Linked DNA regions of Homo sapiens: region 1 is linked to region 2. The links are chromatin contacts, found by Hi-C or POLR2A ChIA-PET in ENCODE. All regions are on one chromosome and are shown on one strand. Each heading gives the region's core, a stretch centred on a gene start or an enhancer-like site at or near the end of the contact. The rest is flanking DNA. Distances are from core to core; before and after follow the strand shown.

Region 1 (2,802 bases), core at 142-2,641, 6.5 Mb before region 2:
CAACTGTGGGTCATGTTTATCTTCTATGCCCCACAAGAGGGACTGCTGGTCAGAGTAAGGAGTCCTCTGGTTCTGCTGTTAATTGGTTGTGTGATGCTGGGCAAGTCGCTCACTCCCTCTGGGCCTCATTTTTCCCAACAACATGAAGAAATTGAATTAAGTGACCTGTGAGGTCAGTCCTGCCTTAATCTATGAGCTTTTGATTTTTCACTTCTCTGCCTCACGTATAATAACCTGGCAATAAGTATCTATTGATTCTTACAGGCTAGGTCTTGAACAAAAAGACAGAGGCTGGGTGCAGTGGCTCATGCCTGTAATCCCAACACTTCGGGGGGCCGAGGCAGGAGAATCGTTTGAGCCTAGAAATTCAAGACCAACCTGGACAACACAGTGGGACTTCGTCTCTACAAAAATTTTTAAAAATTAGCCGGGTGTGGTGGTGCACACCTGTAGCCCCGGCTACTTGGGAGGCTGAGGTGAGAAGATAGCTTGAGCCCAGGAGGTTGATTGAGGCTGTAGTGAGCTGTGATCGCGCCACTGCACTCCAGCGTGGATGACAGAGCGAGACCCTGTCAAAAAAAAAAAAAAAAAAAGACAGAGAAAAAAGAGGCTGGGAGAACTCAGCCCAGGAGTTCGAGAACAGCCTGGCCAACACGGCAAAACCATGTCTCTACCAAACACGCACATACAAAACAGAAACAAAAATTGGCTGGGTGTGGTGGCATGCGCCTGTAGTCTCAGCTGGAGGCTGAGGTGGGAGGACTGTTTGAGCCCGGGAGGCGGAGGTCATAGTGAGCTGAGATCGTCACTGCACTCCAGCCTGGGCAACAGAGCGAGACTCTGTCTCAAAAAAACAAAACAAAACAAACAAAAAACAACCAGTGCCTTCTGATTTAATGAGTGCTGTGATTTCTGATATGTTTATGAGAAATATTTTCTTAGATCACGGTATGTTCTAGGTAAGATAAGGCAAATGGCCAAATAAAACAGAGGCTCTTTGCGCACACAGGTCAGAACAAGACACTGAAAAAGTATCAGGCGATTACAGTACTGTCTTAGAAGGATTGGCTCCCTCACTTTTCACTTCCGCCTTCCGAAGCAGCCAATGAGTACTCAGCAGTTCGCATTTATCCAAAAAAACTACAAATCCAGAAGTCAATGCGCCAGGCGAAGAGCTCATGCGTCAATTGGGACTGGTGGGCCCGCCCCTAGACGCGGAACTTCATTTCCCAGGCGTCCCCGGGGCTCTTCGATTTTTTTTTTTTTTTTTTTTTTTTTTTTTTTTTTTTCCCCGATCGTGCAGGCGTTCTCTTCCCGCCCCTTGCTCGCGGTCCTCGCGCCAAGTAGGCGCGAGCGCGCGCGCGCGGTGCACGTAGCGCGCGAGTGACGCATAATATGTGGGCCGCTGTGGAGCCGTGGTCGCGCTGTGTGTGTGTGTGAGTGGAGAGTGAGTGCGGGACCTGAGGCTGTGTGTGTGTGAACTGTGGCCACTGGCGGGGTCGGGGGGGGGCAGCGGCGGAGCCGCCTCGGACGGTGAGTGGGAAATGGAGGGAGGCGACTCTACGGGAGGGGCGCGAGGAAGCAGGTCGCGCGGCTGGCCGGGCGGCAGAGTGGGCGCCGGGCTTGGGGGAGGGGCGGCACCTGCTTGGGCCGCCGGCGAGGAGGGGGCGGGCCGGTCTGCCGGGAGGCTGGGCCCGGGGCCTGACAGGACTTTTCCTCCTCCTGATTCTTGTCCTGGGGGCGGGGCCTCCACGTTCTTCCTCCACTCCCCACGAGAAGCTTCCCGAGAGTAACTCTTCCGCCCGGAGTGGGGGGGCGGGGTGTGTCCGCCCCTACCTGGAGGAGGGGCGCATTTCATTTCCCTTGTTTTCTTTTTCCTTCCAATCCTCCTAGTCTCTGTTCCGTACGGGCTTGCGGGGCTCCATCTTCCGTACTATACGGCGGGCCCCTTCCCGGACTGTGTCTCCGCCTCCAGCTCCAGTCACCTGGGCGGGCTCTCCCGTCTCTCGGCCTCGTGCCACCTCTCCCTGCACCCGCCTGCCTCTTGGACCGTGCGACGGGGGCGGAGCTTTCCGGGCGCTCCTCCCATCCCCATGAAAGAGGGAAGGGTTGGAAAGAGAGGTGTGCGGGTCCCGCAGCCTGGAGTCAAACCTCAGAGTGCCCGCGAAGCTTCCCTGGAGTCTATTTCCGGGGGTTATAGTAGTTTTCAACTGGGGTGTCAGAAGCGTTTGCTTAACAACTTCACTTCTTAGACGGTTTTCTGTCTGGTTTCCTCTTACTGCGGTGGCAGCGCTCTGGTTTTCCATTTGTTGAGGAAATAGTTTTGGAGTGTTTGTATTTAGCTATTTTTGAGTCACAAATGACTCGTCCTTGGCCATGTCATGTTGGTCTTGGTTTTTCCTTACCCTGTTTTTTTGATGAAGCCTTTTAATTAGTTTACATGTCTTAATTTTTTATATTAGTAGCATCTTCCTGTTCAAAATGCATCGTTAATGTACAGAATGAGAGGTTAATTGGTAATATCATCCTGCATTTTCTTTTTCCAGCTTACTGGAGTTTACCTTTAATGTTTATGTAAATGTGTATATTTAGATTTTAGGATCTATTTAGTATTTTTCTTAATGATGTGACCATTTGGGTTTTCTATATAACATTTATTCATTACCCATTTTTGAGTGGGTATATATTTTTGGATGTTAAAGAGATAATAGAGAATTTGGGGAATGTAGGGAAATCATTTTGTACTTAGTATCTCTTGCGTAGTTGCTGAGTACAGTGTTTTACTGTTCTGCCTATTATACA
Region 2 (2,908 bases), core at 166-2,665:
ATATCTAACTGCTTTTGGGCATTTTTATGCCCCCTCACACACAAATAACATACATGTTACCCTGTAATACACACATATGTCCCACTGTTGTTAATCCTGAATTATAACTAAAATATGCAACTGTGAGTTCTGACTTTATTATCCAGGCATAATATGCTAAATATTGGCATTTCTTCATATATAAAGGGCCCAGAAGATAACGGCAGGTCACGATTTTTAAATGGACATGTCCTTAACTCACGTTGTGGGACTTCAATGATAGCTGGCCGCTTCAATCCGATGGCTACATCACGGGACCACTGACTTTGCAGTTGGTACTGACAGAGGAAAGGCATGAGGAAAAGAGGTAGGAGCTGTCGCCAGAACTCTGCCAAGGATGGGATGAAGAACTCTGATAGGAGGACCACACCGTAGGTTAACAAGTGGAGACACAGCCGGAGGAGGATACAGGGTAGCTCGTTACCAGGTCCAACATTTTTCAACCCTCGTTCTGGAGTGGTCATAACCAGGGATTTAATATAGAACACAGAGGACATTAGGTTATAGCTGCCTAGGGATCTTAGTTCTTCATTGGCAAAATGGAAACAGCACTTAGGCTATCGGCTGCCTAGCCGCTTTTTTTTTGAGACTCGGCTCACTGCAACCTCCGCCTCCCGGGTTCAAGCGATTCTCCTGCCTCAGTCTCCCGAGTAGCTGGGACTACAGGCGTGCGCCACCACGCCCAGCTAAATTTTTTTGTATTTTTAGCAGAGACGGGGTTTCACCATGTTGGTCAGGACGGTCTCTTGACCTCGTGATCCGCCCGCCTCGGCCTCCCAAAGTGCTGGGATTACAGGCGTCCTAGCCGCTTTTTAAAAACCCTTCCCCCTTTATTTGTACGGCAATTTGTATTTTCAAAGTGCGTTCACCTCGCATGCGCCCTCCTAACCACGAGGTGAGGAAAAGCAGGCCAGAAGCCCACCTCCAAACTCCCATTTCCTCGAAGAGAAAACTGAGGCTCGGACAAGATCTGTGCGCGAACGCCGAATGGATGGCCCTGGGGCCGATGCTCTCTCACTAAGAAAAGGCCTCCGAGACTGCCCAAGCTTCCTGCCCGGGTTCGGAATCTTATAGACCCGCAAAACTGCAAATGCGCTAACAGTCCTAAAAACGTCCACGTTGCCAGCTCTGAATTGCAAACGCCGGCAGCAGAACCGTTTAATCACAAGGTAAACGGAGAGTCGCCGCAGCTCGGCTGCCTCCTCACTGGCAAACCCAGGGCAGGCCGCGACCCGCAGGGCCAGGCTGAACCCGGCGGCCGACCCAACGCCGCTGCTGTAGCTACCTGGACGCCATGCACGATGTACACCTTCTCCGCCTCGCTCAGCGTCACGGACGCCATGCTGCCGAGCTGCCCCACGAGCCGCACGTCATCTGCGCGCGTCCCCTCCTCTGGACCGCGCCCCCACGTCCCACCCCCCCCCGCCCCGCGTCAGCGCGTCATCAACCTGCGCGGCGGCCGCTCCTGCAGCCGCGGCCGCCGCCACTGCCGGGAGAGCTCGATGGGCTTCTCCTGCGCGCCGCCCGGTGTCTGGCCGAGTCCAGAGAGCCGCGGCGCCTCGTTCCGAGGAGCCATCGCCGAAGCCCGAGGCCGGGTCCCGGGTTGGGGACTGCAGGGGAAGGCAGCGGCGGCGGCGGCGGGAGCCCCACCGGGGTCTGGGACTGGGGAACTGCCTCCGGCTTCACGGTCAGTTGGGAAGGGAAACTGGGGTAGGGGTGAAGAAGCTGGGGTGAGGCGAGCCTCACGGGCCGGGGGACTCCCAGTGGGAGAGGCGTGCGGCGTAGTTGCTCAGAGCTGGAGTTGACTTAGGAGCGTGTGTGTGTGTGTGTGTGTGTGTGTGTGTGTGAGAGAGAGAGAGAGAGAGAGAGAGACCCCGACTAAGGAGGGGCGGACGTCGTGATTGGCCCGGGGGTGCTGTTTCCCTGCTCTTCTCCCCTCCATTTCTCTAGTCCCTAGGATGGCTGGAGAGGCGATGCAGCCCTCCCTAGGTAGTTCTTGGTGGGAAGGGTCCGGGAATGGGGGACACTAGTCCTAAGGCGTCCCCACCCCTCCACCCAGGAATATCTCTCGCTGGCTCGCTCACTCTCTGTGACCGAACGCTGTCCCATTACCTTGCTGGGACCTCTTGCCTCGGGTGCTTACCAGAGCGTTGTCCCACAGACGGGGGAGGAGGCGCTTGGTAACCGGCACTGGCGAGGTGCGCAGTGCCCGGACGTCCCCAACGCTTCCTAGCGGGAACTGGAAACCCCGGCTTGATGGAAGTGATTACTGGGAGCTGTGAGCAGTTGCCCGAAAAAAAGCCAACCCCAACCCCTTGCGATGGCCGAGTGGGAGTATGGGCATTGGATACCCGGAGAGGATATCTGCAAGGTGAAGCTGGGGTCACCAAAGGAACTCATTAAGGCGGGGCTGACAAAGTATGGTGCAAGTTTTAAAGGAGCCGTGTGGATAAATGGGAGAAAGTTAACCCAAATTAGTTGAAGCAAGGAGGGCAGGTTAAAGCAATTCTGATGACTTTCCTGATGTTCCATTTTTGAGGACCCTCAGCCAAAAAAAAAAAAAAATGGTATTTATCAGATAGTGGGTTCAAATACAGTTTCAGATAACTATTGGGAGCCTACTATAGATAGGCTTTGTGCTACCTTTAGAACACAAGACAAGTAAAACATACTATGCCCAGAGAAGTTCCCTGGGCAGATGAAGGCTCCAGGGCCAACATAACCACAGATCATGGTGGTTAGAGCTATGATGGTCGCATCAGTGGGCACAGTGGGATTGGGAGGTCGTCTGATAAGGTTATAGAGAGGAAGTGCTTGCTCACATTCTTAAGCATTAAACTGCTGAGCTCCAAAATTGATGATCAGTTCT

What was found. A loop is a pair of places that touch in the nucleus more often than their neighbours do. ChIA-PET counts read pairs that join two places held with the same protein, here RNA polymerase II (POLR2A). Pooled maps may share reads with other maps.
Region 1: a loop to region 2 is called in a pooled map, with 9 times the contacts of the local background. The contact joins the promoter of DCAF1 here to the promoter of EXOSC7 in region 2. A Hi-C loop is called at or near these places in 2 of 50 pooled maps. POLR2A ChIA-PET finds 5 or more read pairs at or near these places in 2 of 52 experiments (B cell and naive thymus-derived CD8-positive, alpha-beta T cell).

Annotation. Positions count from the first base shown.
Region 1 is chr3:51,498,604-51,501,405 of GRCh38, reverse strand. It overlaps DCAF1 (DDB1 and CUL4 associated factor 1), which reads left to right and starts at 1,391. Exons shown (of 25, transcript NM_001387579.1): 1 at 1,391-1,533. RefSeq lists a silencer at 1,502-1,731 and an enhancer at 1,842-1,941.
Region 2 is chr3:44,974,751-44,977,658 of GRCh38, reverse strand. It overlaps EXOSC7 (exosome component 7), which reads right to left and starts at 1,415. Exons shown (of 8, transcript NM_015004.4): 1 at 1,325-1,415. The coding sequence starts at 1,381. ZDHHC3 (zDHHC palmitoyltransferase 3) reads left to right here and starts at 1,485. Exons shown (of 7, transcript NM_001135179.2): 1 at 1,485-1,726. RefSeq lists silencers at 1,449-1,518, 1,639-1,738 and an enhancer at 1,961-2,505.